2 separate regions of the Homo sapiens genome follow, and region 2 is linked to region 1. A link is an interaction called in ENCODE POLR2A ChIA-PET data of the cell type or tissue named here. Cell type or tissue: MCF 10A. All regions are shown on one strand. Each heading gives the region's core, and the rest is flanking DNA. Links, peaks and the distances in the headings are about the cores only. Region 1 overlaps CUX1 (cut like homeobox 1). Region 2 overlaps CUX1 (cut like homeobox 1).

Region 1 (15,984 bases), core at 2,622-10,621:
ACCAAAAGACTCCCCACAGCCCCCCTATTCTTTGAATCTCTAAACACTGCCGGCTTCAGGGCTCCCCGTCAACCCCATCTGCCAAGACACCGATTATCCCACGCTGGCCTTCCCTGATACTGAAGCACGTTCCTTCAAATGTCAGCCAGTGTTTTTCCTCGCACCCTCTTCCTCCAGCCAGTCCCTGCCACTGGCCTTCTCTCTCCCTAAATCCCCGGGGGCACCCCACCACACACTGGCGGGAGTGGTTCCACCATCAAGACAGCTGCCTCTCTGCTACAAAGACCCTGGTACCCCGTAGTGAAGGTGGAAAAGCTTAGTTATCCAGAAAACAGAGCATCTCAAGTCACTGGGATCGCGAGAGAGTTTCAACACCCTACAAGCGACTTGTAAGAAGGCCGCATTTGCAACTGCAGAGTTCCCTCTTCCAGGAAATTACTTCCTGAACACTTTACCTGCACCAGATGTATTTATTTGTTTATTTATTTTTTGAGATATAGTCTTGCTCTGTCGCCCAGGCTGGAGTGCAGCGGTGTGATCTCGCCTGACTGCAACCTCCACCTCCCAGGTTCAAGCAATTCTCCTGCCTCAGCCTCCTGAGTAGCTGGGATTACAGGTGCTCACCACCAGGCCCAGCTAATTTTTTGTATTTTTAGTAGAAATGGGGTTCCACCATGCTGGCCAGGCTGGTCTCAAACCCCTGACCTCAAGTGATCCGCCGGCCTCGGCCTCCCAAAGTGTTGGGATGACAGGTGTGAACCACTGCACCCGGCCCACTGGATGTTTTTAGAAGGAGAAAAATCGGTTTACTTTTCTCAAGGCCATTTTATGAATCCCATAAAGCTGGAAGTAAGTAAAAGTGTTTTCCAGCCTCAAAGGCCAATGTGCACCTGGAATAGGGAAAAAGCCACAGGGCTTTAGAAGGAACAGTACTGTTTTTCTACAAACTATCCAAAGACCCTCGGGAAACGATCTCTCTCAGCACTTTTTTTTTTTTTTTTTTTGAGACAGGGTCTTGCTCCATTGCCCAGGTTGGAATTTAGTGGTGCAATCATAGCTCACTGCAGCCTTAAACTCCAGGACTCAACCAATCCTCCCACCTCAGCCTCCTAAGTATCTGGGATCACAGGTACACATCCAACTCATTTTTTAATTTTCTTGTAGAGACGGGGTCTGGTTATGTTGCCCAGGCTGGTCTTGAACCCTTGACCTCAAGCAATCCTCCTGCCTCAGCTTCCCAAAGTGCTAAGATTACAGGCATGAGTCACTGCACCTGGCCAGCATCAGTTTTCTGATATGCAAAATAGAGGTGATACCAACTTTGTAGGGTTTCTGCAAGGAGTGCCAAAATTCAACTTTAATGACCATCTCTTGGCAAGGTGTGGTGGCTCACCCCTATAATTCCGGCACTTTGGGAGGCCGAGGCAGGTGGATCACTTGAGGTCAAGAGTTCAAGACCAGCCTGGCCATCATGGTGAAATGCTGACTCTACCAAAAATACAAAAATTAGCTGGGTATAGTGGTGTGCACCTGTAATCTCAGCTACTCAGGAGGCTAAGGCATGAGAATCACATGAACCCAGGAGGCAGGGGCTGCAGTGAGCTGAGATTGCACCACCGCACTCCAGCCTAGGTGACAGAGTGAGACTCTGTCTCAAATTAAAAAATAACCATCTCTTGTATACCAGATCCCAGGGAGAAATAAAAGAATAAGCTGGATTCACTCATCCATTCATTTGTGCAAATGAGGCATCAGGCTGGCGGTATGAACATGGAGAAACAGAATAAACCAATGTATTAAGAGGGATATGTACATGTATATAAATCTACGAACAAGTCTGAATTTAACATATTATCCAGTGGAATTAAATGGGATAAAGCACAGTGTCAGGTACAAGGAAGACATTCAATAATTTTTTTTTCTTTTTTTTTGGAGACGGAGCCTCACTCTGTCACCCAGGCTGGAGTGCAGTGGCACGATCTCGGCTCACTACAACCTCCGTCTCCTGGGTTCAAGAGATTCTCCTGCCTCAGCCTCCCGAGTAGCTGGAATTACAGGAATGTGCCACCACACCCAGATTTTTGTATTTTTAGTAGAGACGGGGTTTCGCCATGTTGGCAGGGCTGGTCTGGAACTTCTGACCTCAGGTGATCCCCCCACCTCAGCCTCACAAAGTGCTGAGATTACAGGCGTGAGCCACCACACCCGGCCTCAATAATGTTTATGGAACTCATTGACCCTCAGTGAGCTTTATTCGGGAAATCCCTAAATCCAACTTTGCACACTACAGGGTTCCTTGACATTGAATGCGTTCTCCTGGAGTGGGCACGCAGAGGGACCACGACATCTGGGCTTTCCGTAAACCAAAAGAGATCCGATGAATCATAAGCTTCTAAACAAAAAAAAAAAAAAAAAAAAATGTCACCGTCATCACCAGATCCAGTGGCAGGATTTGGTTTTTCAGTCCAATGGTCCTAAAAGCAAGAAATGTCGTATGACAGCCACTCCCAGAGGATGGTGCTTTACTGACTTAGCTGTGGGTCCTGCCCTGTCCACAGGGTGTATCAGCAGCCCTGGGGTCACGGAAATGCTCCCAATGCTGATGCCAGTGTCATGGGGAGCCCTTATCCTCCCGAATCAGAAAAAGAGGACATGGCCGGGTGCAGTGGCTCATGTCTGTAATCCCAGCACTTTGGGAGGCCGAGGCAGGAGGATCACCTGAGGCCAGGAGTTCAAGACCAGCCTGGGCAACATAGCAAGACCCTATCTCTAAAAAAATAAAATAAAAATTATCCAGGCATGGTGGCTCACACTTGTAGTCCCAGCTACTCAGGAGGCTGAGGTAGGAGGACTGCTTGAGCCCAGGAGATCAAGACTTCAGTGAACTATAATCACACCACTGCACTGTAGCCTGGCAACAGAGCAAGATCCTCTTTCTAAAAAAAAAGAAAGAAAAAAAAAGTTTCAAAAGAAAAGAAAAACAGATAACAGAGAATGGTTAAAAAGAAGAGTGAGTTTTGCCCCCATCGGAAAGAAAGGAAGATGCAGTCACAGCAACTCGGCTGCCCTATTCAGGGGCTGCCCCTCCTAGAGACCCCCTCCCCAGCAAAGCCCCTTCCAAACCGTCCCTGCAAAACTGTCCCTGCCAGCCCAGGACTCAACAACGCCCAGCAGTGTCCGGCACTGACCTCCTTCGTCAGAACATTTGCTATTGGGCCCCACGCTGTGCCTGGTCCATCCTTTGGGCAATGGTATGTGTTGCTCTGCTGAGCAGGGAGCGAAGAGTGGGGGCTCAGCAGGGTGGGGGCCATCCTGTGGCTGAGGTCTGGGGGCTCCTCTTGTTGCTGGTGAAGCAGCATCTACCCTTCAGCAAGCCTCCCATTTAGGTCACATGGCCAGAAAACACCCGTGGGCTCTCAAGAGTTTCCAATGGCAACAAGGCCAACCTGCCCATGGGAGAGAGGAGGAGCAGGTGGCCGTGCCCAGCCTCCTCCAAAGGCCAGGCCCACCTTGTGCCTGCGGTCCCTGCTCTGGGCACTTCTCCATAACATACTCAGGAACTAAATCCAGCCTCAGTGAGGCTGGCATGGGCTATCCAGGCATGCAGTGCACGTGTGGGTCCTCGCAGGGGACCCTAAGCCTTTCTTCTGGCAGGCACGGGGGCCAGGGGGCTTCTCCCCACGGGTATCGTGTTGGTGGCAAAAGCCTACACCTTGCCGAATGCCAAGTCAACAAAGAAAAGTCCACAAAAAGGTGGGTGCCGGCCGAGCATAGTGGCTCACACCTGTAATCCCAATACTTTGGGAAGCCATGGTGGACAGATCACTTGAACCCAGAAGATTGAGACCAGCCTGGGCAACACAGTGAAGCCCCATCTCTACCAAAAAAACTACAAAAAAAAATTAGTTGGGCATGGCGGCGCACACCTATAGTCCCAGCTATTCAGGAGGCTGGGGTAGGAAGATCACTTGAGCCCAGGAGACAGAGGTTGCAATGAGGTGAGATTGTGCCACTGCACTCCAGCCTTGGCAGGAGAGTGAGAACCTGTCTCAAAAAAAAAGAAAAAGGCAGTCCTATGGAAGGCAGACCCTGTAGGGTCACTGAGACATCTAAGAGGCACCGACAGCACCCCAAAAGGGTAACCACCCACATTCAGGGCCAGCAGGAGATCCAGAGAGGCCAGAGAAGTGCCTCACCTGTCACTTCCAGAGTGTCCCCCACAGAGGCATGGGGATCCTGGGGCCAGGCTGCACAGGCTGGAATTCCAGATGTGCTGCCTGCTCATGGGGGCCAGTCACTGAAGGACCCTGTGCCTCAGTTTCCTCTCCTATAAACGGCGGTGAAAATAGCATCCGCCCTGTGAGCTTGTGGGGAGAGACCGAGTAGCACAAGTCATGAGCTCAGAACAGGCCCTGGCACAGACTTAATATTCCGTGAGTGCAACGAGTGTTGTTATTCCTTCAAGCCAACAGCCTCGTCAGGGAGAGCTGGGCAAGATATCTTTGGAAAACATTAATATTTATTGAGTAGTCCACGAGACACAAAGAGGAAGTCGTCCGAGGCCATGCCTGCTCTGTGCTCGGGGAACTGGGGCAAGGGGACCTGTAGCCTCACTGAGCTGGCCTTTAAGGACAAGGGGACCCTGCGGCCTGGGCCTTCCTGGGGAGAATCCTCCCATCTTTCCATCTTTATTTTTTATTTTTTGGGACAGGGTCTCGCTCTGTCGCCCAGGCTGGAGAGCAGTGGTGCAATCATAGCTCACTGCAGACTTGACCTCCTGGGCTTGAGGGATCCTCCCACCTCAGCCTCCCGAGTAGCTGAACCTCCCACCTTTGGTTCTCTCTCTCTTCTCTCTTCCCCTTCTGACCCTGCAAGGGGACCTGCCTCTCCTGTAGCTTTAATCCAAAGGCCTTCTGGACTTCCCTGGTGGACTGTCACCATTGGCAGGTGACAGTCACCTCTGCATAAACATTGTAGGGGGGAATCTGGGCACTTGGTTCATTCCCCTCCTGGCCAGAGAGCCTCTGGATGGAGGCAGGGCATCCAGCCCCAATCAGGGCACGCCTGCCCTGAAGCTATCAAACACTTCTTAGTGAACTGGAAGATTCCTCCCAGACTCCCGCCAAAGGAGACAGACCTCAAAATGTTGGCCACATGAAAGGCTTGTGTGTAAAAATAATTCAGTTCAACAAATATTTCCGCTATATGCAAATCACAGAAATAGGCACTACAGAGGACATGCAGGGAGGGGAGGAGGCGAGTGCTTCAAAGAGCCTGGAACCCAGCGAGGAAATGAAAAGGTGGCCGAGTGAGGGCTCACAGTCGAGGCCTGCAGTCAGCCCTCCACTGTGACAGCATCACCAAAACCAGGCAGAACTGGAGCCGGGGATTCCAGAAGGCAAGGGGGAAACGGCTTCAAATCACTGAAGATCTCATTAAAACAAATCCTCTGTTTATCCAATGTTTATGGTGTCACTGTGTAAATATCCATTAAAGTGCCAAATCAAGAATTAGCACTTTCTATGCTAAAGTCAATGTTCTATATAATGCATAGAAATTTGCAAAAAGGAAAAACAGAGGACATTAAACGGAATTATCTGTAATCCATGAAACTGACAATCATTATGTATCTCTCTCAGGGATCACTGCCTATTCGCTATTCCACTTTCTTAGAGAAGCCTGCTTTCCCAGGCACTCTGGGAAGGTGTGGAGAGCATGAGTTTAACACCCACCCACCTCACACGGGGCTTTAAATAATTACCTGTCCCAAACAGCACAAGGTCTTTGGGATGAGGCCCCAACATGGCACATGGCCTTCCCTACCCCATCTAAAAATGAGTACTACAGCAATTACCGGACAGAAAAACACGTTATCTAATTATGGGAGAGGAGCAAGGAGCTCTGGAATCAGAAATTTCTGAGAACATTATCAATAAGACTGTAGGCTAACTATAAGTATATATCCCAATTACCTTGACTTGATCATTACACATTGTATGCTTACACCAAAACATCACAAGTACTCCATGAATATGTACAACTATTATGTATCCACAATAACTAAAAATTGGCCAAAAGCATGGCTCACACCTATAATCCCAGCACTTTGGGAGGCCAAGGCAGGAAGATCACTTGTGGCCAGGAGTTCACGACCAGCCTGGGCAAGTCAGCGAGACCCCCTAGCAAAATAAAATTTTAAAACTTAGCCTGGCATGGTGGCATGTACCTGCTGTCCCAGCTACTCAGGAGGCTGAGGTGGGAGGATCACCTGAGCCCAAAAGTTGGAAGTTGTAGTGAGCTATGATTGCACCACTGCAGTCCAGCCTGTGTGATAAGATCCTATCTTATAAAAAATAATAATAATTTGGGCCGGGCATGGTGGCTCACACCTGTAATCCCAGCACTTTGGGAGGTCGAGGTCGGTGGATCACTTGAGGTCAAGAGTTCAAGACCAGCCTGGCCAACATGGTGAAACCCCATCTCTACTAAAAATACAAAAATTAGCCAGGTATGGTAGCAGGCGCCTATAATCCCAGCTACTCCGGAAGCTGAGGCAGGAAAATCGCTTGAACCTGGGAGGGGGAGATCATGCCATTGCACTCCAGCCTGGGCAACAAGAGTGAAACTCCATCGCAAAAAACAGTAATAATAATAATTTAAAATTTCAAAAAAAAATTAAAGAAAAAGAAAAAAAAATAACTATAGATCAATTGCATGATCCATGGCCAGGGACTTCGTTCCTGCCCCCGACCCCTGTATTTCTTAATAGCCTCTGGCATGCTACGGGGATCTGTAACATTGGCTAATAAAAGTACAATAAACAGCAATAGCTTTAGGAACTAAAGCCAGGTTTTGTCTATGTGTACATATGATGAAAATCTCAGGCAAGCCAACAATTACTATCTCATGCTAGTTTCATCCCCATACAATGTCAATAGTTCTATTGTAAACAGAAATCACTGGCAGGATTGGGATGAAAAGGATGGCAACATTCCACATTCGGACTGTGTGACGAACTCACCCCATAACATAAATAACTTCATTTTTTAAAAGAATAATAATCATCAAGGTACATGAGTGCCACCCCTCCATATGACGAAAATTGCTGTGATAGGAAGATGACGAAATGAGCAAACATCCCCTTTGGAGGCTGACTTGAAACCTGAGCCCGAGCCAAGAGTGTTAGCGTTTGAAATCAGTCACTGGCCTGGACTCTAGATCCGCTCCCAGTGACTCAGGGCTATACATAAATCAAATGCCAAAAAGGCCAGCTCACCACCCAGAGGTGCAGCTCTCTGGAACACGCAGAACCAGCAGGGCCTTAGAGGCCCGAAAAAGGCTTTATCCCAGATTTTCAAATCCCAGGACAGCCAAGGCTGGGCGAGACAGGGAACAAGGAAACAAGGTCACTGGGCCAGTGGGGAAGTCCAGGCCTCCAGTGACCCCAGAGGGCGCCGGTCACCAAGAAAGGAAGACTCCATCCCACGCCCACAGAGAGGGGCTGGGCTTAAAGCAAGGACCCACGTGCAGATTCCTGTGTTGGCCCCTCTGGAAACATGTACATCAACAGCTGCTATATTCTGAGTACCTACTACTATGTGCAGAGCATCTACTGTGTGAGCCGCTCACTTGCTGAGTGAACCAGGCCCTGAGCTCCAAAGTGAAAAGGTGACGAGAGGTGCTAGCCTGAATGAAGACCAAGAACAGCACCCCGGCTTTATTTCTGTAGGTGTCTTCATGCACAAATGCCTTTAGAGTGGTCTTTTTTTCTTTTTTAATTTCTACACCTAAGTCACACTGACAGTAGCTGATCGTCATCACAAATTTTCATTTTATTTCAATTCCAGGAGGGTAGGTCTCTGAAGAGACACTTTTGCCAACTAGGCTAAGCCAAGTTGTGTGAGGGTGACTCTGAGATGATCCTATTGGTCAGCCGTCCCCTTCGCAACAGGGCGTGCTGAGTGACTGGTCACGAAATTCCCTAAGTTAGTGGATTACTTACTTATGTGGTATGCTTATTCACCAGCCTCATCTGCTTCTTGCTAGGAAACAAGTTCCTTTTTTGTTTGTTTGTTTTTGAGATAGGATCTCACTCTGTTGCCCAGGCTGGAGTGCAGTGGTGTGATCATGGCTCACTGCAAGCTCCCACCTCCCAGCCTCAAGCGATCCTCCCACCTCAGCCTCCCGAGGAGATGGGACTACAGGCGTGCACCACCAAGCCCAGCTGATTTTTTTTTTTTATTTTTGGGTAGAGACAAGGTCTCACTATGTTGCCAAGGTTGGTCTCAAACTCCTGGGCTCAAGCGATCCTCCTGCCTCAGCCTCCCAAAATACTGGGATGACAGGTGTGAGCCACTGCACCTTGCCCTGTGATTCTGTTTTATTGCCATAGAATGGTTCGGCTGTTCTATAAAAGCACAGGAATAAACCAATAGCATTTTTCCACTCCTGCCTCCTCCCTCAATAACCTCCACCTTCAAGGAGGTTTCTGGATGCCCAAGTGACAGAAAGTCATCAGTCCCCTTTTTCTCGGCAGGAGAACTGCCCAATCACATGGCCCTACAGCCTAACAGGTGCTGTCAAATCGCTGAAAAGGCAGGATAAGTTCTTGACAAATCGGTGGCGTCAGAAAATCAATTCCCAAATACCATGTAATTTACTGACAAGCCCACCAGGGCATTCATATTGGACGGGAACAGATTTCTTCCCTGAAAAAGGACAAAGATAAGAGCAAGAAACATATTTACATTTTGTCTGCAGACCCAAGCTCCTGAGCCAGCGAGGAGGAATCAAGGGAGGTAGTCAGTGTATCGCAAACAACTCGGGCCTGCCAGCGATGAAAATTAATGGGAAGGTAAGAAGCTGCTTTTGATGCTGGAAGAACTCCAGTAAAAACTGGTCTGTACATGGGAACACGGTGTCAGACTCACAGAGAATCAGCTTGTCTGACTTGTGGTTTTCTTGACAACATTCATCTTCTCTTGGCCTGATACAGGGCAATTAGTGCTTGTCAGCTGAATCATGTGTTATTAAGATCATTCAGGCATTTTTTAATTACGGTGAGCGAGACAGACAGTAATGAGATCTCCAGCAACTTTAACTTTCCACTTCCTTTTTAGATAAATCTTAAGCTGCCTTTTTTTTTCTTTCTTCCCTACTGATGTTTCAAAAGAATTGTTTATTCCTACAGGTAATACTTGTAACTCAGCCCCCGTTTCCCCTACCTCCAAGCAAAACATCAAACTGCGGGGGGCTCCCCCAAAATCAATCAAAGACATGTTTCTTACACATCTGCTCACTCTAATTGGACATGGGATGAGCAGCTGCTCTTTTAAAAATTGCTCTTAGTGGAGAATTTGGTTCTGGAGGACTCCTTGGGCCCACAGAGCCCCAACCCAGGACCTGGGGGTGGGGGGCCTGGCCTGGCTGGCTTCCATCCAATTCCTAAAGGGGTCATGGCCTGTGTTTCATCACGTGAACCCCACCGTCTTTCCAAAACCTGGTCTTCTTTGTAGTAACTCTTCCTGTCACGTGACACCAAAAAACCCAGGATGCATAAAAATGATTTAATCTGCTTTTATAGTCTATATTTCATTCTATTTGCTTTTAAATTAACAATTCTCAAAAAGGTTAAAGTACACTACCAGCTTCAACCTGAATCAGGTTCATCATTTCTGCCTTTTAAAATGCTCCCTTTACATCAATATTTCATTGAGGGAATCATTGTCCTTTCCTAGGAGATTTCAAATGTTTATGATCCCAGTTCCCACTCTTTATACAGCCAGGAGCCAACGTGATTTCTGAGCTATTCCTGATGAACCATCTGTTTCTTTATGAGGCCGATGAGAGGGGTCTGGGGAACGGGTGATAAGGAGAAAAGCCCCCAACACTCATTCTTGCCGGGAACGCACACCGTCCTCATTGTGAGCCATTGTTCCAAAGGCACCGAGTCTCAAGAACGTGAACTTCCGAAATTGCCAACGAGCTTTAATCCACAGTGAACGAGCAGGAAGAGAACTTTCTGAAGGAAACTTCTCCAAACCCAATGACCTGTTCCTCGGAGTTTTTTGTTTTTTCAATGTTCCTTTCAACGGTGCACATTATATAAACGCATTCTGGATATTCTCACACTTGGAGTTTTTGTGCCTTTAGTTGTTTTTAAAAAAACAGCCTTTTTAAAAAAAAATCAGCCTTTTCCTGTAGGTTTTTATACAATTCTAGACAAGGTATATGCTGCGATCCAAAAACGCCTCCTCTCCCCCAGCCCCCAGCAAAGCCACCTTTCTCTGCCACAGACCCAGTGGACTCCAGTTTGTCGCCACCCACCACCAAAGTCCACAAGTCAGGAGGTGGTAGAAGGGTCTGAGTGTGACTCTGCGGTCCCCTGTGCGCCCCCATGCAGAAGCAGGCTGTCCTGTGCTTAGAGACCCTGGGAGAACCCCACTCAGCCAGCTGGACGCTGCCTTGGGGCAGGAGCTGAACCTGCAGGAATCAATGCTGGAGCTCCACCAAGGACCCTGCGGGCGGGCCGCACGGCACCCAGGGGGCCACTTTTATCTCCCAAGAAGGCAAGGCCACAAAAGGAACTGACCACCCTCAACTGGGCCAGCCGGGAGAGCCCACTGTCAGGGGGGTCACACCACACTGGCTGGCTGGCCTCAGGCCTCCAGGGCAGGGGAAGTAAGCCCCAGAAGGCCGAAGACAACTGGAGCAATGGTAAGACCAGCCTCAACCACAGAGAGGGGCTCCCAGCCACAGGGAAGCAACTGGGACAGCCAACGGCTAGAATGCATTGATTTAGAACAATAAAGCGAAAAGTTGCATTATTTTAAAGAGCTAGAAACTAGAACTAAAATAGAAGAGAGGGAGGGGTCCATTCCAATTTCAAAGCAATTTTTAGAGTAGACCACTCTTTGTACAGGGGAGATCTGACAGACAGAAAGACTTTCATGTTAAAGCTATGTGAAGGGGGGACAGGGGAGGGGGCAAAGGGTTAAGGTCCCCCAAAGCTGAATGCAAGCATTCCCACTTCCCCACCCCCAACAAGACAACCCCAGGGACTCCTCCTGGGCTCAGATCAAGACTTCAGTTCAGCTGCAGGGAACAGTGTCCTCAAGATATGCTTGAAAAGGCTTTGAAATGCAACAGTTTCAGCTACTTAGGCATATTGGTTTGAGTTCCTGCAAAGAACAGACAGGGTCAGGATGGTTCCAGCACAGTACGAATGGGCTTCTCGCCCTAACAGAATTCTCGAAAAAAATACCATAGTTACTTCTACTTTAAGATCTCGTGACTGGGTGCAGTGGCTCATGCCTGTAATCCCAGCACTTTGGGAGGCCCAGGCAGGAGGATCACCTGAGGTCAGGAGTTTGAGACCAGCCTGGCCAACATGGCGAAACCCCATCTCTACTAAAAATACAAAATTGGCCCGGCATGGTGGTGCGCGCCTGTAATCCCAGCTACTCAGGAGGCTCAGGCAGGAGAATTGTGTGAGCCTGGGAGGCGGAGGTTGCAGTGAGCCGAGATCATACCACTGCACTTCAGCCTCGGCGACAGTGAAACTCTGTCTCTTAAAAAAAAAAACAAAAAAAGATCTTGTAAGCCGCTGGTGCGTCTTTTTTTTCTCTTTATTAATAGAATTTTTACAATCACATTGTATTGAAAAGGATCTGTTTTGAGGCTTGGAAATTGCACTGCTTTGAACAAAACTGCATCAAGGTGAGCTTTGCCAGACCCCAGCAGCGACGCAGTAATTGTGGGCTCAGGCGCACAGGGCCGGCTACTACGACATTCCCCCAACTTGGCCCCAGCCACACCTTGCCAGCCTTAGCGGCAATGACTTCAGTTTCTCAAACTAACTTTTCATCTAGCTAAGCTGCAGCCTGTTGCTGGCTAACTGCGAGGTTGGTCTCTAAAAGGACCCACCCCTCTCCTAGGCACACTCACTGACAGTCACTGCCTGTTTCCTACAAGGAAGTGGCGTTATTCCAAGTTAGTAAAATAACCAAGGGGAGGGGAGGGTCCTGTCCCACAGTAACCGATTTCATTGACTCCTTACTGCAATGTGCACTTCCACACCTACAAAACCAGGTGGTTTGTTTTGTTCTGTTGCATTCCTTTTGTGCATATAATTAGTGCAATCATGAAAGAATTAGCATTAGGGCCCTGGAGGACAGGGCTCTCTGCAGCCAGTGCTGGAGGGAAGGGGTGTAAACTGCTAAGTGTGGGTAATCTGGCAGTTCCTACAAATTCACAAACACTTAAGTCCCTGGGCCTGGCCCCTCTCCCTATAGGAATGAGTCCTGCAAATCGGCTTCCCCCTGCAGATAAGCTTGCACCTGTGTCAAACGGTGTACGCACAACATTCTTCAAGGAAGCAACCCAAATATCTATCAAAATGGAACCAAGTATATAAAATATACCTATTCATATCATTGAACAATGGTGTCGCTTTAATAAACACACACACACACACACACACACACACACACACACACACACACACAATTGGAGGGATTTTAATGTACTGATTTGAAAAGTGTAAGAAACACTGTTAATTTTTATTTATTTATTTTGGAAACAGAGTCTCGTTCTGTCACCCAGGCTGGAGTGCAGTGGGACGGTCTCGGCTCACTGAAACCTCCACCTCCTGGGCTCAAGCGATTCTCCTGCCTCAGCCTCCCCAGTAGCTGGGATTACACGTGCCCGCCACCATGCCCAGCTAATTTTTGTATTTTTAGTAGAGACGGGGTTTTGCCATGTTGGCCAGGCTGATCTCAAACTCCTGACCTCAAGTGATCCGCCTTCCTTGGCCTCCCAAAGTGCTGGGTTTACAGGCATGAGCCACTGTACCTGGCCTGTTAATTTTAAAAAATAAAAAGCCACTTGCACAAGAGTGTGCATGGCATGCTAGACTATGTGCATACAAAGGAGGGTGACACTGGTATTTGTTTCTGTGTATATAATGAAACTCTGGAAGGATACACACCAAAAAATCAACAACAGTGGGTGGGGAGGTAGGCAGATAGGAGACTTTTCTTTATGCTTTGTTTTTGGAACCAAGAGATTATATTACTTGCTTAAAAATAGGTAAGTAATACAAGAAATTCAGTGCAGTTACTGCTATGAATTGTTCCAACTTTTCTGGAAAGTAATGTAATGAAATGTACCCAAAGTCATAAAAATGTGCACACGCTGTTCACTTCTACTTTTAGAAATTTAACCTAAGAAAATAATCAGACATTAAAAATCATAGAAAAGCTGCACGGATGTACAAGGATACCCATCCCAACGTGGTGCAGAGTGGTAGTGAGGTCAGAAACTAGGAAAAAGATGAAAAAAAGATCAGAGGCCGGGTGCGGTGGCTCACGCCTGGAATCTCAGCACTTTGGGAGGCCGAGGCAGGCAGATCACTTGAGGTCAGGAGTTCAAGAGGATCAATTTGATGAAATATGAGAAATCATATAGTGGAAAACCATGTAACATGTCACTTCAAATACAGTGTGTGTGTGTATATATATATTAACTATCATTGAAAGATATTTTCTTTTTCATTTTTCTTTTTTTTTTTAGACGGAGTTTTGCTATGTTGCCAGGTCAGAGCACAGTGGCCCGATCTCAACTCACTGCAACCTCCACCTCCCAGGTTCAAACGATTCCCCTGCCTCAGCCTCCTGAGTAGCTGGGACTACAGGTGCGTGCCACCACGCCTGGCTAATTTTTTCTATTTTAGTGGAGACAGGGTTTCACCATGTTGGCCAGGATGGTCTCGATCTCCTGATCTCGTGATCCGCCTGCCTTGGCCTCCCAAACTGCTGGGATTACAGGCATGAGCCAGCGCGCCCAGCCGAAAGATATTTTCAATAGCACGGTAAACTCTAGGCTAGGACACAAAATTGTTGCAAATCAGGTTTTTTTTTTGTTTTTTTTTTAATCTGTCGCCCAGGCTGGAACGCAGTGGCACCATCTCGGCTCACTGCAACCTCCGCCTCCTAGGATCAAGCGACTCTCCTGCCTCAGCCTCCAGAGTAGCTGGGACTACAAGCGTGTGCCACCACACCTGGTTAATTTTTTATTTTTAGTAGAGATGGGGTTTCGCCATGTTGGCCAGGCTAGTCTCGAACTCCTGGCCTCAGGTGATCCACCCACTTCGGCCTCCCAAAGTGCTGGGATTACAGGCGTGAGCCACCGCACCCAGCCACAAATCAGTATTTGACGTGTTACTTCCACTCACCTAGCTTTCTGTTTACATAAGCCCACAGGGAGAAAATATCTGAATAATGCATCCTGGGACCAAACCATCGGCAGTCATAGGATTCATGGCCATCTTTACTCCCTTCACCATAATTTCTTGTAGTTTCTTAATCTTTACTCTCATTTTTTGCTTTGTAAAAATCAGAGAGAAAGTCATTTCCATTTTGGGAAAAAAAAAAAGAGTGCTAAATAGATGGTTGTTTTTCCTTTATTAGGCAAAAAGTCAGGCCTACGTAATAGAGGATGAAAGAAATCTCTAAAGGTAGAAAAAGCAGAGCTCCCGGAAGGGGCAGAGAGCGGCGCACCTACCCGTGGGCACTGTGGGGAGGGGCTCAACGCGTCTCAGGTCCTGACTGGTATTCAGATGAGGTGTCCTCCTGTGAAAGGTACGAGTGGTACACACACACCACAGCTAAAACAGCAAACAAAACACCACGACCTCGAAAGAAGGGAGGTGGAGTAGCAGGCACAGTTTTCATCCTCCCCTAGCTTCCCTTCACTGTTTGGCACAAACAGTTCTTTGGCTTATTATAGGGCAGTGTGACAAAAATACATTCTAACAGCAATTAAACACCATGTCTAACAGCCAAGTGTTTTTGGTTAATAGAGAGCTCTGCTTATAATAAGAGAAATCATTGTCTAATGCAAAGCAGCTGAAATCTAAGCCCTCGTCCCTATTTCCCATGAGTGAATAGCAGTATTTTCTAAAAACAACAAAAAACATCACCCCACTGAAGGCCTGGCATGTGGCTGACGGTACCTGAAAGAGCTTGCAAACTGACATCAGAGAGGTCTGGGTTTGCATCCTAGCTGTGATTTAAGGAAGAATGACCCAGGACAAAGGTAATCTTTCTAAACCTCACTTTACTCCCGGTAAGAGAGGGTGTGTACAAGGCCCCAGGCAAGACACTGAGACATGCCCCCCAAGTGGACAAGGAGCCCCAGTTAGCCTGATTTCTCCTTTTTGACGTCTTCCTGTCATCAAGCAGAATTGTTACAAATTAAAATAGGCTTGCGGCCAGCGCGCGGTGGGTCCCCACTAAAGGGGTGGAATGAGGTCTAACAGCAGCGGTGTCTGTCCTCGATGCTCTGGGACAGGCGGCCCCCCAGCCTGGTGTCAGAAGGTGTGATGCAAACGCTCTGAAACTGGACTCCACGCCATCAAATTATTTCATTTAGGTGCAATTGTCTTCAATGGTATCAACCACGTGGTACCCTCTACAACTGAGTGTGTTGATTTTGCTTCAAATCCTTAGAATCTTTGTTACAACAACAGATTCCCCATCTGTTTCCCCTGAGTTCACGATGCCAGGCTGGAGGGACAGAAACCCGGGCAGAACCTCGGGGTCAGACCGGGCCACACTGGCCAGCTTGAGGACCTGGGCCAGTGACTTGACTTCTCCCTGAAAAACCAGGATGATACCGCCCACCACCTCGCAGAAACGTCCTGAGAATTCAAAGACATCACGATCCTAAAAAGTTCCCAACGGTGCCTGGCACCAAGGCGATGCGCCATAAATATGTCCTTCCTCTGTGCGTGTGTCCTGCTCCTCAGCTACCGGTGGAGTTTAGAGAAAAGTTCGAGGGCTCCCAGGGAGTTCCAAATCACCATGTTTCCGCTGCTTTTTAAGTAAAATGGAGTTAATACTATCTGCCTTCCAGTCACCTTTAAGGATGCGGTGAGGATTAATTGAATAGGACATATTAAGCCCTTATTTCCTCAGAGAGAGA
Region 2 (15,984 bases), core at 4,928-12,927, 180 kb before region 1:
AACCCCCACTTGCCACGCCTAAGTAACAAAAGGACCAGCGTCTACTTCCTTTGCAAACCTCCACCTTTTCTGCCCTGCAGATGGGAAATTGAAAGTACCTTTGATTAGTTGCTTTCTGCAACCAATCAGATGTTTGCAGAGAAGCGTAACTTTGTAACTTCAGCCTCTGATTGGTTGCAACCAACCAGACTGATTGCAGGGCCAAGTCTTCGTTCGCATAGAAGTACAACTTTGTAACTTCAATTTAGCCTCTGATTGGTTACTTTCCGCAACCAATCAAGATGTTTGCATAGGAGTGTGACCTTTATAACTTCACTTCAGCCTCTGGTTGGTTGCTTTCTGCAACTGATCAGACTGAATGAGGGCCACCACTTCATTTACATGGGGTGAACACCAATTGCCAATGGGAAACCTCAAGGGGATATTTAGACCCGAGAAGAATCTGTATCTGGGCCCTTGAGCGGCTGCTCAGCCCACTCTCACCCTGTGGAGTGTACTTTCATTTTCAGTAAATATCTGCTTTTGTTGCTTCATTCTTTCCTTGCTTTGTGCATTTTGTCCAATTCATTGCTCAAAACGCCAAGAACCTGGACACCCTCCAGTGGTAACACTCTGATCCATTTTACTGTGAAGGAGCCTCCTCGTGAAGCTCAGTCAGGTTCTTCAGGGAACTCCTAGTCAGATACAAACTCTCACAGAAAACCAAAAGGCTAGAATTTGGAACCAATAACTAGATAAGCTCCTAAGACAGCAAAAGTTTAGAACAAAGCAAACCATTCTCTACGATTAGGCTGTTCCCTGACCCTGTTCCATTTTACAGATGAGAACACTGAAGTCCAGAGAGGAAAAGGAATGTCATCCAGGGAAGGAGAATCTGGGTCTCCTCATTCCCTGTCCGAAGTGCTTTCTGCCATCCCGTGTTTGGTGTGACCTCTATTAATCCCAGCTCCAAGAGGGGACAGCAAAGCCCGTGGTAGACCTGAATCAGAACACAAGTACAGGTACAAAGGAGACCTGAGTCTGCCTCGCTCTGTTAATGTAGCTCTAATGATGTCAATGATATTCAGAGAATTGCTAACAAGGGCAAGGGCACAACTGTAATGGGTGGGGAGGGGAGGGTGGTGGTAATTCCAATTCTTTGCTTGGCAGAAAAAGGCATCAAGTGACTTTCCTAATTTTCTGATCAGCATCTCTCCAGGGCTGAGCTGGGCCCCACATAGTTATGTCCATCACCTTACTCCAGATTCTAAGGCAATCGAGGACCCACAAACAGGACCAGAGAGTTCAAGGCACTCTACCTGCCTTCTCACTTTTCCAGAATAAAGAATCGGAAGCCATCACCTCTTAGAATGCCTCACAAACATATTTAAATTTTAATTCTTCAATCCCTCTAAAAGAAGAAACAGGGCCAGGCGTGGTGGCTCCTGCATGTAACCTCACAGCACTTTAGGAGGCTGAGGTGGGAGGATAGCTTGAGCCCAGGAGTTCGAGACCAGCCTGGGCAATAAAGTGAGACCTCATCGCACTCATTGTACAAAAAATACAAAAATTAGCTGAATGTGGTGGCACGTACCTCCCAGCCACTTGGGAGGTTGAGGTGGGAGGATCGCTTGAGCCCGGGAGGTGCAGGTTGCAGTGAGCGGAGATTGTGCCACTGCACTCCAGCCTGGGCGACAGAGCGAGACCCTGTCTCAAAAATAAATAAATAAAATTAGAAAAAAAAAATAAAAGAAACAACTGATATACTTGGTTGTAGCTGCAAGGATTATCAGTTACCCTCTGCCCATAACCCTTAAGTGAAGGGCTTGTCCAGGGGCCACTGATCTTGGATGACCTGGCAGGGGAGCGGGACACTCCAGGTGTCTTAGTAGGGCCATTCCTAAAGTCTTAAAGGTGGCTTTGGGCAATATGAGGGACTTCCACACAGCATACACACATCAGGTCTGCATCTTCTCTGCAGTACGTGCAGGGTTTTATGCTGTAGCCCCAGAGATTTGGATCTCTGCTTTTACGAAGTCATCCCCTAGAGATTACGTGAGTACTTCAACAAGTGCATCCAATTTCCCTCCGTACCCAAAGTCTGGGTTGTGAAGAATTCATGTGTCCTGCACTCCCTGGTTTCTTGGGGGGAAGTTGCCACTGATGGTGTATTTATTTTCCTTAGGAAAGCCAAGAAGAATGAGCCAAAAACCCACCGACTCACCAGACACAACGCCCCCCACTGGTGGGCCATTACTGCCGGGGCTTACCTGGGACGTCAATCAATCTTTTGTAGACATTCAAGAAAGCTGCTTCAGCTTCCTTGCTTCTTTTACTCAGTGCATCAATCTGAAAGGGAAGGAAAGAAAGAAAAGAAAAACAAAGAGCTCAACATTTGTCAAGAGGTAATTTACAAAGCATTACACATCTAGTGAATTCCCGTAGCAAGGGAGATGCTTGACAACTGGGCTTCAGCCTCTTAGAGGAAATGCCTGCAAACACAAAAGGACCCTGTTCATGAAGGTAAACAAGGGAGGAGCAGAGATTTGGGAGTATGGAGCCATTCACTATACAGCAGGGAACACTGGGTGGGTCTTCCATAGAGAATGGTCTGGCGTGCCCTTCCTGGTCTTTTGTCTTCTCCAAATGCTGACTTAAGAGCTGGCCATGTGCTAGACACTGCTGGGGATCAGAGGTGGGTGGGAAGAGACAGTTCCTACCCCCAGAAGCTCAGGGTCTAGGAGGGAAACAGGTATGTAATTAACAAGTAATTAAATCCCTGGGGACATGCAGAAGGGAACTTCAGGCAGTAAAGTTGTGACCTTAGAGCAGAGTCTTAAAAAGCATTTCACCCAGGTGGACGGGTAAGATGCTGCATGTAAACGGACGAACACATTCAAATCCCAGGAGCAAAGAATTTCATAAAATTCTCCTTTTTTTGAGACAGAGTCTTGCTCTGTCGCCCAGACTGGAGTGCAGTAGCACGATCTCAGCTCACTGCAACCTCTGCCTCCCAGGTTCAAGCGATTCTTGCCCTCAGCCTCCCAAGTAGCTGGAATTACAGGTGCCTACCACCATGCCAGACTAATTTTTGTATTTTTAGTAGAGACGAGGTTTTATCATGTTGGCCAGGCTGGTCTCAAACTCCTGACCTCAGGTGATCTGCCCGCCTCAGCCTCCCAAAGTGCGGGGATTACAGGCGTGAGCCACTGCGTCTGGCCTATGTGTTCTGTTTTAAGACACTCATTTGCATGTCAGCTTGTGCTCTATTCCTGGAGTCCAGATTAAGAGTCCACCAACACGGCTACAACACACCATGGGGCATAGGGGACCCACGAGAGTCTGCCAGGTGGGAACGCGGATACATATGCAGGAGCTGTGGGTGACGCAGCTGGACAATCAAGTGGGGTGAGATTTTGAGGGGCACAAGGGTGCATGGTGCAGGGAGACCCTCATCACCTGAGCAGCGGTCAGGGTGGAAAGAGCACAGGAGGGGGCAGGGAGGAAGAGAACCCTCGGACGTCACTGCTTTCATCCGAGTGAGATGCGCTGGGCAGTGGTTGTGGGTGTCGAGGAGGAGGAGAGGGCGGCTGGAGAGATCAGCGACACACACAGTTGACGTGAGGCCCAGAAGAACCAGGTGAATTGAGGACGGTCCCGGGGATTCCAGATTAGGCAACTGGCAAGGTTTTGCGATGGTGGCCAGGATTGGTTTTGTGAACTGACTAACTGAGCCAGTTTCCTCTAGTGTAGACGTCTGTTCATCAACTATGCTGGACGCATATGCAAAGAGCCTGCCATGGTTGGACTGACTTGTTAGAATATTTAGCTTACCTACACACTTGCTGAGACAACAGATCGCACTTTACAGCCGAAACACGCAAGACTGCACATGTACCAATGTCATACTGGCTCAGGCAAAGGACAGGAAATTATATATTCCGTCTGTCCCCTCCTAGAACTATGCTGTCTCCGATGTTATTACAGAGGCAAAGGATGCGGTTTAATTACAGGGCCTCTCACCTGAGCCACCGGGCAGTTTGTTAAGGGCTGAGAGAGGTCTCCTGATTAAGGATGTGGGGCGCTCAGAACTGGGGGACGATGGCTAGTGGGAGCTGGGCCTAGAAAATCGAACACATAGCAGCCTAGCGCAATGCAAGCATTTCCAACTTCTAACAAGCTGTGCACCAAGATTCCAATTTGAAGTCAATTGTTTGGAACTCAGACACATTTCCACCCCCTCAACCCGATAAGATAAGGCTGTGATTCTGGGCCAGGTGTGGTGGCTCACGCCTGTAATCATAGCACTTTGGGAGCCAGAGACAGGAGGATGGCTTGAGCCCGGGAGTTCAAGACCAGCCTGGGCAAAATAATGAGCTATCTACAAATTAAAATTTAAAAATAAAAATTTTACAAAAAACAAAAAAATTAGCTGGGCGGGGTGGCAATGCACCTGTAATACCAGCTACTTGGGAGGCTGAGGTGGGAGGACTGCCTGAGCCTAGCAGTTCGAGGCTGCAGTGAGCTGTGTTCGTACAACTGCACTCCAGCCTGGGCAACACAGCGAGACCATGTCTCAAATTAAACAACAACAACAACAACAAAAAACAAGGTTGTGAATTTGGTGTTGAGTAGAATCTCAGAACAATATGCAAGGACTTTTTTTTGAGATGGAGGCTCGCTCTGTTGCCCAGGCTGGAGTGCAGTGGCGCAGTCTCAGCTCACTGCAGCCTCCACCTCCCGGGTTCAAACAATTCTCCTGCCTCAGCTTCCCAAGTAGCTGAGACTACAGGAGTGTGCTACCATGCCCAGCTAATTTTTTTTTGTATTTTTAGTGGAGACGGGGTTTCGTCATGTTGGCCAGGCTGGTCTTGAACTCCTGACCTCAGGGGTCAGGCGAGATTACAGGCATGAGCCACCATGCCTTGCCTACAAGGACTATTAATATGACAAGACCATGCCTTGTTTTTAAAATAACCCCCTCCCCCATTATTAGCAACTCATGCTCATTGTGTGATCAGAAAAATATCAAAAATATAGAAAAAAAATTTAAAAGTATAATTGAAATCCTCCACTCACCGGCAGGAGTCAGACTATCAGGTCTTTATTTCTATTTTTTTTTCCTAATTATATAAAAAAAAAATAGAGTTGTGGTCAGGTGCGGTGGCTCACACCTGTAATCCCAGCACTTTGGGAGGCCGAGGTGGGCAGATCATGAGGTCAAGAGTTTAAGACCAGCCTGGTCAAGATGATGAAACCCCATCTCTACTAAAAATATAAAAATTAGCCGGGCATGGTGGCGTGCACCTGTAATCTCAGCTACTCAGGAGGCTGAGGCAGGAGAATTGCTTCATTTGTACTCCGGAGGTGGAGGATGCAGTGAGCTGAGATCACACCACTGTACTCCAGCCTGGCAACAGAGCAAGACTCCGTCTCAAAAAAAAAAAAAAAAAAAAAAGTTACATGAAATGCAGACACACAGGCAAACAAGAGACAGATGTATTATACATTAAGAGTGGTCTCAGACTGGGGGTGGGTGGGAAGGAGGGGCTGGTGGATGCCAACTGAAGGGTGTGGGATTTCCTTTTGGGGTGATGAAAACATTTTACAATTGTCTGTGGTGACAGCTGTGCAACTTTGTGAATATCCTAAAAGTCAATGAACTCCAGACTTTAAATGGGTGAATTATATGGTATGTGAATTATATCTCAATCAAGCTGCTTAAAACGCGTGTGTGTATGTACGTACTTGAAATCAGCCTATACGTAAGATAGTGTGTTGTGTTTTCTTTCCCTGTCGTATCATGTATCTTTCTCAGTATCTATTACAAATTTTGGGAACTGTCTAAATGGCACTGTTTCAACTGTACCTAAGCCCACATATTATAGATGTCTAGAGTAAGCAACGGATTTGGAGTTGCTTCTCCAGATGAATTGGAACGCAACCTGGGGCTCTTCTAAGAGAGGCAGGTGGGTAGCAGAGTCTGTCCAGGAAGCTGGGCAGACGCCCTGGCTGCTGTCCGTACCGCTTGATGGCCACACAGAGGCTTCTCTTTCTGGCTTAGGATCTGCCTAGGGAGGGCCCCTCACTTCCGAGGTATTCCGACTCAGGGTACCGGGTGGCTGCGTCTCCTGGAGGCAAGGGCTGGGATCTGGAAGGATCCTGAACTCTGTCCTCCTGTCTCCTGTTTGGGTTATTCCCCAGGATGTGGGGTTTGGTAATTTGCACGGCACACTTCGGGGCTATAATGGGTTGAATTGTGTCTCTTGAAAGATGATGAAGTCCTGACCCCCAATACCTGTGAAGGTGACCTTATTTGGAGCTAGGGTCTCTGCAGGTGATCAAGGTAAGGCAAGGTCATTAGCCTGGGCCCTCGTCCAGTTGGATCCAATAAGGAGGAGAAACCTGGACACAGAAACAGACATGTAGACAGGTAGGATGTCACAGAGCGATGAAGGAGAGACTGGGCTGATGATCTACAAAGAAGAAGATGACCAGGAAACCACCAGAAGCTGGGACAGGGACACAGTAGATTCTCCCCTACAGCCAGCAGAAGGAACCAGCCCCGTGGACATCGGGGTTTTAAAACCACTCCACTGAGCCGGGCGTGGTGGCTGACACATGTAATCCCAGCACTTTGGGAGGCCAAGGCAGGTGGATCACAAGGTCAGGAGATGCAGACCAGCCTGGTCAACATGGTGAAACCCTGTCTCTACTAAAAATACAAAAATTAGCTGGGCATGGTGGCAGGCGCCTGTAATGCCAGCTACTCAGGAGGCTGAGACAGGAGAATTGCTTGAACCCAGGAGGCGGAGGTTGCAGTGAGCCGAGATCACGCCACTGCACTCCAGCCTGGCGACAGAGCGAGACTCCATCTCAGAACAAAACAAAAAAAAAACCACTCCACGTGTATCCATGTCATTTTATCTAAACCGGCATAAAAACCAAAAACCCCAGTGTTCCTCCACTCATCAGAGCTGTATCACAGGGACCAAGACTCTCAGTCCTCTCCCCGTGCCCTCTTCCACTAACACAGGGAAATTCCAGCCCAGTCCTGAGGAACACGGTCAGGCCGATGAGTTTAATGAATTCAGTATGCAAATGGACCATGAGGTTTCTTAAAAGAGATGACTTAAAAGATCCTTTTCTAAATGATAAAGTCCCCTCCGCTCCGCAGACAAGAATGGGCCTCAAGGCTGGGCGCAGTGGCTCAGGCCTGTAATCCCAACAATTTAGGAAATGGAGGCAGGAGTTCAAGACCAGCCTGGGCAGCAGAGTGAGACCCTATCTCTACCAAAAATAAAAATTAGCTGGGCATGGTGGCATGCACCTGTAATCCCAGCACTTTGGGAAACTGAGGTGGGAGGAGGGCTTGAGCCTAGGAATTCAAGACCAGCTTGGGCAGCATAGTGAGACCCTATCTCTACAAAAAAATACAAATTAGACAGGCACGGTGGTACACGCCTGTAGTCCCAGCTCCTCGGAGGCTGAGGTGGGAGGATCGCTTGGGCCCAGGGGTTCAAGGCTGGAGTGAGCTATGATTGAGCCACTGCACTCCAGCCTGGATGACCAAGTGAGACCCTGTCTTAAAAAAAAACAACCAGAATGACCCTGAAGTTGGAGTTTAGTCCATCCTCCCTCTGCAGCTCACCCAGTCTGTGGTAGGTTGTCCCTTTGTGTGACTTCCCTGCTGCAGCCAGTGACTTCCTAGTTCCGTGCTTTGCTTACTTGGAACACCCTTCGCTAACCTCTCCGTCCACTCAAAACCTATCTATGCTGCAAGACCCAATGCACACATCACTTCCTCCAGACCTCGAGCTGGGTTCCTGGGCTGTTCTGAGTCTAGAGGGAGGGAGGGAGCCTGGGCTTTGACTGCCAGCCCCACCTCCTCTGCACGAGGAGGGGACAGCAGCAGCCTCCAGGGCCTGGACGAGTCACTGACCTACCCTGGCAAGGGCCCCAGTACCAGACACAACACAGTGACTCTGCCACACAGAACAGCTTCCCCCCAGGTGTCCACATGGCTACCAGCCAGGAAGAGCATCCGTGGGAGGGAGGGAGGAAGGGACAGTGTCCTGCTCACCTTCATGCCCCCCACACACCCGCCTGACTCCCTGCAGGGAGCTCAGCCCATCCACTGCATGCCTTGGAGGTACAAGCCAAGGCTTGGTAACACAGCTCCCTCTGAGAAGGGGAGGGATCTGTGAATGAGCAAACGTCTAAGGTGAGGTCTTAAGGCAAGAATTGCTGAAGAGAGAATCCTAGGCTAGAATTCCAGCTACCTCGTGCCTGCCTGCACGTTAGCTTGAGGTAGGTACCGTGCCCTTAAAACCATTTAGAGCCGGCACCGTTGCTCATGCCTGTAATCCCAGCACTTTGGGAGGCCAAGGTGGGAGAGTCGCTTGAGCCCAGGAGTTCAAGACCAACCTGGGCAACACAGCAAAACTCCGTTTCACACACACTCTCACACAGACACAAAACTATTTGGAAGAAGCTAAACCAGGACGGATCTAGAGACGGTTAGACACTGGCCTGCAGCCTTGGGTAAAACCTGTCCTGCTCTGAGGGATCAGCCTCTTTTTCAGGCTCACCTCCTGCCATGCCTCACACTCCTGCCACACCCAGTCACTCCCAGTTCCCAGAACACATGAGCAATTTCCCCTCCGCCTGGAAGGCGCCTCCCAGGAATGCTACCCTGATCTGCAGGCTCAGAGCAGCTCCATCTCCCAGCCGCGGCCCCTCCCACCACCACCTGGGGCTGTCCTGGAGTTCTAGGATGACAGATAAGGCTGCCTGACTCAGGGATACTGAATTCCTGGAAAACTAAGCTGTAGCATCAACTGTTTTTCCTCCCGACCACGGGCACGCAGTGGGTGTTTAATATGCTTTTAATATCTTCCGCAATGGCCAACTGCATGGTCTGCAGATGTGACCCAAGGGTTCAGGAATCCAGGTTTAAATATTTATGAAAATGCTCAATATGTAAAGGGTTCTTGACAAGGCACGGTGGCTCACGCCTGTAATCCCAGCACTTTGGGAGGCCAAGGTGGGTGGATCACTTGAGGTCAGGAGTTCGAGACCAGCCTGGCCAACATGGTGAAACCTCGTCTCTCTTGACTAAAACTATAAAAATTAGCTGGGTGTGGTGGCAGGCGCCTGTAATTCCAGCTACTTGGGAGGCTGAGGCAGGAGAATGGCGTGAACTCGGGAGGCCGCGCTTGCAGTGAGCCAAGATCGTGCCATTGCACTTCAGCCTGGGCGACAGAGTGAGACTCCGTCTCAAAAAAAAAAAAAAAAAAAAAAAGAAAAGGAAATACTTAATATGTAAAGAGTTCTCTGTGTAGTAAGCATCTGTTTTGTGTGCTGTGAGATGATGACAGCCACTTGGCTGGCAGTAGCTCCTGGGAGGTGTCTTTCTCCACTGTACACACCCAACAGCGCTCTCCAGCTGTCTTCCTGCAGTGACCCGCACATCTGCACTAATGGCCGCTACTGGATTCCACGGTTATGTTTTCAGCAACATCACTTTCATAAGGCTGAGTTTTTTTTTTTTTAATGTAGTGTTACATTTATTTATTTATTTAGAGACGGAATCTCGCTCTGTCACCCAGGCTGGAGTGCAATGGTGCGATCTTGGCTCACTGCAACCTCCCCGCCCAGGTTCAAGAGATTCTTCTGTATCAGCTTCCCGAGTAGCTGGGATTACAGGTGCCTGCCACCATGCCCAGCTAATTTTCGTATTTTTAATAGAGACGGGGTTTCTCCATGTTGGCCAGGCTGGTCTTGAACTCCCGACCTCAGGTGATCCGCCCGCCTCGGCCTCCCAAAGTGCTGGGATTACAGGCATGAGCCACCGCACCCGGCTAAGTGTTACATTTAAAGACAAATGTGTAGTGCAGTGGCTCACGCCTATAATCCCAGCACTTTGGGAGGCCAAGGTGGGAGGATCGTTTGAGTGCAGGAGTTCGAGATCAACCTGGGCAGTGTAGCAAGATCCTGTCTCTACAAAAAATAAAAAATTGGCTGGGTGGGTGTGGTGGTGTATGCCTGTGGTCCCACCTCTTTGGGAGGATCCCTTGAGCTCAGGAGGTCAAGGCTCCAATGAGCTATGATTGCACCACTGCACTCCAGCCTGGGTGACAGTGAGACCCTGTCTCAAATAAAATAAGAGAAAGACAAATGTCTATAGGAAGGTATTTTAATCTAGCTCTCAATCAGTATCCGCTTATGATAGTATAAAAACTCAGTCTAGGTTTAGAAAACAAGTTTCATAGAAATCCACCAGATCTCTGAGATATGGAAGGGGTGAGAAAGTGCCCAACCATGTGAGTGCCAGCACGGCTGTGCTGTGGGTTCCCGGAGTCACATGGAATATGCTGCTGCCGCTCCCAACTACCATCTAGGCTCCCTGGAGGAGGCGTCACACATCGCTGCCCACTGCCACGTGACTTGTGGTGTAACAGCAACTTCCCCCTGGGTGCTTTCCCTCCTCAGTGATGTCAGGCATAGCCACACGAAATGCTTTGGCCAATGGTATGTAAGTGATGGTGTCTTATCTGAGCATTAAGATTTAAGAGCCAGTGTGCTCCCTCCCTCTGCTGCAAGGACCTTATAGGACCTACTTCCTCCACTGAGATCCTAGAATGAGGACCACCCACGGGGCTGGGGCACAGTCACAGCCAGCCCTAGTCAACATGACACATGAACAAGAAATGATCTTTGGTTGCCACAGGCCACTGAGATTTGTAGCAGTTTGTTTGTTACTGCAGCATAATCTAGTAAAAGCTGATGGTTACAGATCTCACGAGTTGGCCATATCTCTAAGAGAGTAACATACAGTGCCGGGCACAGTGGCTCACTCCTGAGCTCAAGTGATCTACCCGCCTCAGCCTTCCGAAGTGCTGGGATTACAGGCATGAGCCACTGTGACCGGCCAAGAAGTGCTGTGTATTTTGAAATAAAAAAGGCTCATCTCTCCACTGCACCACAGGGGCCTGGCCATGCCCATGTGGTAGGCAAGTCCACGCCACACACAGCCAAGGGCCTGGGCATGCTGTTGGCACATGAGGGTTTGATTTCCAGCTCCAACATAAAACAGGTGCTCTGCCTGAACCATTGAATTAACCTCTCTGGGCCTCAGTTTTTTCATCTGCAAAGTGGGGAGATACATCTTGGTTGCTGTCAAGATCAAAGCCGTGGCAGCCCTTGGAAAACAGTGAAGGAACCGCCGTCTCACCAGCTTCATTTCTCAGACGCAGAAACCCACCAAGTTACTTGGACCCTGGCTCCTGGCCCCTCCTAGGGATATGATAACATCCAGCATTGCGCACTGGGGCTGGGGGCCACATGGTCAATGGAAAGAGTGTGTGGTTTGATCAAAAGACAGACTTGGGTTTGAATCCTAGTTCCAGCACACACTGGCTGGGTGACCGGGAGGCAGGTTACTTAAATGCTGAAGTCTTTGGCTGGGCACAGTGACTCACGCCTGTAAATCCCAGCACTTTGGGAGGCCAAAGCAGATGGATCACCTGAGGTCAGGAGTTCGAGACCAGCCTGGCCAACATGGTGAAACCTGTCTCTATTGAAAATACAAAAATTAGCCAGGCATGGTGGTGGACACCTGTAATCCCAGCTACTGGGGAGGCTGGGGCAGGAGAATCACTGGAACCCTGGAGGCGGAGGTTGCAGTGAGCTGAGATCATGCCACTGCACTCTAGCCTGGGCTAGAGTGAGACACAGTGAGAGTCTGTCTCCAAAAAAAAAAAAAAAAAAAAAAGGCCAGGCGCGGTGGTTCACACCTGTAATCGCAGTGCTTTTGGAGGCTGAGGTGGGCAGATCACAAGGTCAGGAATTCAAGACCAGCCTGGCCAACATGGTGAAACCCCATCTCTACTAAAAATACAAAAAATCAGCCAGGTGTGGTGGCAGGCACCTGTAATCCCAGCTATTTGGGAGGCTGAGGCAGGAGAATTGCTTGAACCCAGAAGGTGGAGGTTGCAGTGACCCAAGACCATGCCACTGCACTCCAGGACTGGGCAGCAAAGTGTGTGTGTGTGTGTGTGTGTGTGTGTGTGTGTGTTTATTTGTGTGTGTGTATATATATATATGTATATATGTGTGTGTGTATATATATACTGAAGCCTTGATCTCTTCGTCCATTAAGTGAGGGTAGTAACTCCCTCCTTGTTGAGCTGTTGTGATTATAAATGTGGGAACCTCCTACATTAAGTATCTGACACCATCTGGATAGAAACCGGGTCAACAGCACTAACCTTCGCTAATAAATCCAAAGTCAGCACCTTTCTTTCCACCACACCATAGGTTATTCCCCGTCGTGATCAAATCAAGCAGGAAGCCAAGATGTGGAAAGTCCTGGAGGACCAGGACCCTAAGCAACATTTTTTTTTTTTGAGACAGAGTCTCGCTCTGTCTCCCAGGCTGGAGTGCAGTGGTGTGATCTCGGCTCACTGCAAGCTCCGCCTCCCAGGTTCACACCATTCTCCCGCCTGAGCCTCCCAAGTAGCTAGGACTACAGGCGCCCACTACCACGCCCAGCTACTTTTTTTGTATTTTTTTAGTAAAGACAGGGTTTCACCATGTTAGCCAGGATGGTCTCGATCCCCTGACCTCATGATCCGCCCACCTCGGCCTCCCAAAGTGCTGGGATTACAGGCGTGAGCCACTGCGCCTGGCCCCTAAGCAACATTTAAGACCACAGTGAAGACGGCATATTCAAGAACAATCCACTAGCCTCTATGCCCTGGGAGTTTACAAGCTAATGATTTAGAAATAAACACAGGCCATTAAAAGAATTTTCAAATCGATGAGCTCTGTCGGACTATAGGACAATAAAAATCAACAAAACTGCAGGGATATGATAGGGTAGTTTTGTCTCACTCGAAGTCTGGCTGTAGAATGTTTTCAAGAGCAAAGCATGGTTTGAAGGGCCACATTAAACACTAGAAGTCAGCTAAGACTGAGTCGGATGCTGTCCAAAACAGACACGTACGCAGGCCAAATCTTGAGGGTTTTAAATTTTTTTTTTTTTTTTTTTTTGAGATGAAGTCTCACTCTGTCACTCAGGCTGGAGTGAGGTGGCACGATCTCAGCTCACTGCAACCTCCACCTCCCGGGTTCAAGTGATTCTCCTGCCTTAGCCTCCCGAGTAGCTGGGACTACAGGCACCTGCCACCACGCCCAGCTAATTTTTGTATTTTTAGTAGATGGGGTTTCACCACGTTGGCCAGGCTGGTCTCGAACTCCTGACCTCAAGTGATCCACCCGCCTTGGCCTCCCAAAGTGCTGGGATTACAGGTGTGAGCCACTGTACCCGGTCCCACTTAGTAAAGTTTCTAAGAGGAAAACTAGAGAGGCCCCGAAGAAGCCGCTGGCTTGGAGAAAGGGTGTGGGATCCATAGAGGAGATTTGTGGCAGGGGACAGCACAAGATTAAAAGCCAAGATGATAAAAACAGCAACAAGCATCTCTATTCTCCTTGAGTTTACAAAGCCCTTCCAAGTACATCTGCCATTCTGGCTGTCAACATCTATCTGAAAGGCTGTCTTGGGGAAGAAAGATTAGCTGTCTTCTCTCTCCCCACAGTGCAAAACCAGCATGAGCAGGTAAATGCTCCAGGACAGCAGATCACAGCTTAGACAACAGGGAAACCTGCCTGCAGCAGGCTCTTCAGAGGAAGGAGGTGCTGGCTGCTTGCTCACCCCCGCTTCACTTCTTCCTTCATTCTGTCAATAAAGTCATTTAAGGAGGCTAAGATGTGCTAGGCTATGTTCTATTCCAGCCTATGGGAGACACAGATTCCTACTGCTGCTCCCAAAAAGTTTAAGATGGGGTAATGCTCCCCTCTCCTACCTCCCTCGGGTAAATCCCGGTGGGGGAGTGGGGCAGGCTTCCTAGGGGATAAATGCCTACCTGAGATTTTCACATCACCATTGTTGTGAGTAGATAATATATGTGTACAATAAAAAAATTGTAGATGTATAAAAACATACACATTCAGCAAGACTTTCACAATGCAAGATCAATATACGGGTATACCTCAAAGATAATGCAGGTTTGGTTCCAGACCACCATAAGAAAGTAAAAACAGACCAGGTACGGTGGCTCACACTTGTAATCCTAGCACTTTGGGAGGCTGAGAAAGGCAGATCACCTGAGGTCAGGAGTTTGAGACCAGCCTGGCCACCATCGTGAAACCCTGTCTCTACTAAAAATACAAAAAAAAAAAAATTAGCCAGGTGTAGTGGCACATGCCTGCTAATTCCAGCTACTCGGGAGGCTGAGGCATGAGAATCGCTTGAACCCTGGAGGTGGAGGTTGCAGTGAGCCGAGATTGTGCCACTGTACTCCAGCCTGAGTGACGGAGACTGTCTCAAAAATAGAACAAAAAAGGCAAATATGACAAAAAGAGCAAATATTGCAATGAAGCAAGTCACATAAATTTTTTGATTTTCCAGTGAATATAAAAGTTATGTTTGTATCATAGTCTATTAAGTATGTAATAGCTCTATGTCTCAAAAATGTACATATCTTAATTAAAAAATGCTTTATTGCCAAAATATGCTAACGATTATCTGAGCTTTCAGGGAGTTGTAATCTTTTTGCTGGTGGAGAGTCTTGCCTTGGTGTTGGATGGCTGCTAGACTGATCAGGGTTGTGGTTACTGAAGCTTGGGGTGACTGTGGCAATTTGTTAAGGCAACAATGAAATTGGCTAGCTTGATTGACTCTTTCGTTAACACAAGATTTCTGTGTATCATGCATTGCTGTTTGATAGATTTTTACCCACAGTAGAACTTCTTAAAAAATAGGAGTCAATCCTCTCAAACCCAGTCACTGCTTTATCAACTCAGTTTATGGAATATTCTAAATCCTTTGTTGTCATTTCAACAATATTCACAGCATCTTCACCAAGAGTAGTTTCCATCTCAAGAAACCACTTTCTTTGCTCATCATAAGAAGCAACCCCTCATCCATTCAAGTTTGATCATGAGGTTGCAGCAATTCAGTCACATCTTCAGGCTCCATTTCTAATTCTAGTTCTCTTGCTATTTCCCCCGCATCTGCAGTTCCTTCCTCCACTGAAGCCTTGAACCCCTCAAAGTCATCCATGAGGGTTGGAATCCATTTCTTCCAAACTCCTGTTCATGTTGCTATTTCAACCCCCTCCCATGAATCACAAATGTTCTTCATGGAATCTAAAATGGTGACTCCTTTCCAGAAGGAAAGGATTTCTATTTAATTTGCCTAGATCTATCAGAGGAATCACCATCTATGGCAGCTATAGCCTTACAAAATGTATTTCTTAAAAAATAAGACTTGAGTGTCAGAATTACTCCCTGATCCATGTGCTGTAGAATGCAGGTTGTGTTAGCAGGCATGGAAACAACATTCATCTTGTACATCTCCACCAGAGCTCTTGTTGACCAGGTGCACTGTCAATGAGCAGTCATATTTTGAAAAGAACCTTTCGGCTAGGCGCGGTGGCTCATGCCTGTAATCCCAGCACTTTGGGAGGCTGCGGCGGGCGGATCACGAGGTCAGGAGATCGAGACCATCCTGGCTAACACAGTGAAACTCCATCTCTAATAAAAATACAAAAAATTAGCCAGGCGTGGTAGCACACACCTGTAATCCCAGCTACTCGGGAGGCTGAGGCAGGAGAATCACTTGAACCCAGGAGGCAGAGGTTGCAGTGAGCCGAGATCGCACCACTAGACTCCAGCCTGGGTGACAGAGCGAGACTCTGTCTCAAAAAAAAAAAACCAGAAAACAAAAAACAAAAAACAAAAAATCTTTTTATCAGCCGAGTGTGGTGGCTCATGCCTGTAATCCCAGTACTTTGGGAGGCTGAGGCAGGCGGATCACGAGGTCAGGAGTTCAAGACTGGCCTGGCCAACATAGTGAAACCCCATCTCTTCTAAAAATACAAAAAGTAGCCGAGCATGGTGGTGGGAGCCTGTAATCCCAGCTACTCAGGAGGCTAAGGC

Evidence for each region. ChIA-PET counts read pairs that join two places held together with the same protein. Peaks named below come from ENCODE experiments on the same cell type or tissue, not always from the same donor. Only the 100,000 strongest peaks of a DNase experiment are listed, where the experiment ranks them.
Region 2: POLR2A ChIA-PET joins it to region 1 with 17 read pairs; 2 of 35 experiments call an interaction of 5 or more read pairs at or near these places.

What each region holds. Positions count from the first base shown.
Region 1 is chr7:101,874,279-101,890,262 of GRCh38, reverse strand. All of the region lies in intron 1 of CUX1 (cut like homeobox 1), which reads right to left. Among named protein-coding and RNA genes, the nearest start is that of CUX1, 65 kb to the right of the region's middle. RefSeq lists enhancers at 1-16, 5,354-5,403, 12,417-13,222 and silencers at 4,734-4,783, 6,515-6,682. In MCF 10A, for the core only: no CTCF peak of the experiment used is centred there; DNase peaks (open chromatin) are centred at 7,172, 7,952 and 8,882.
Region 2 is chr7:102,056,683-102,072,666 of GRCh38, reverse strand. CUX1 (cut like homeobox 1) reads right to left here. Exons shown (of 24, transcript NM_181552.4): 4 at 2,250-2,328. Among named protein-coding and RNA genes, the nearest start is that of SH2B2, 220 kb to the left of the region's middle. RefSeq lists a silencer at 4,667-4,857 and enhancers at 8,145-8,861, 10,155-10,454. In MCF 10A, for the core only: no CTCF peak of the experiment used is centred there; DNase peaks (open chromatin) are centred at 8,046 and 8,656.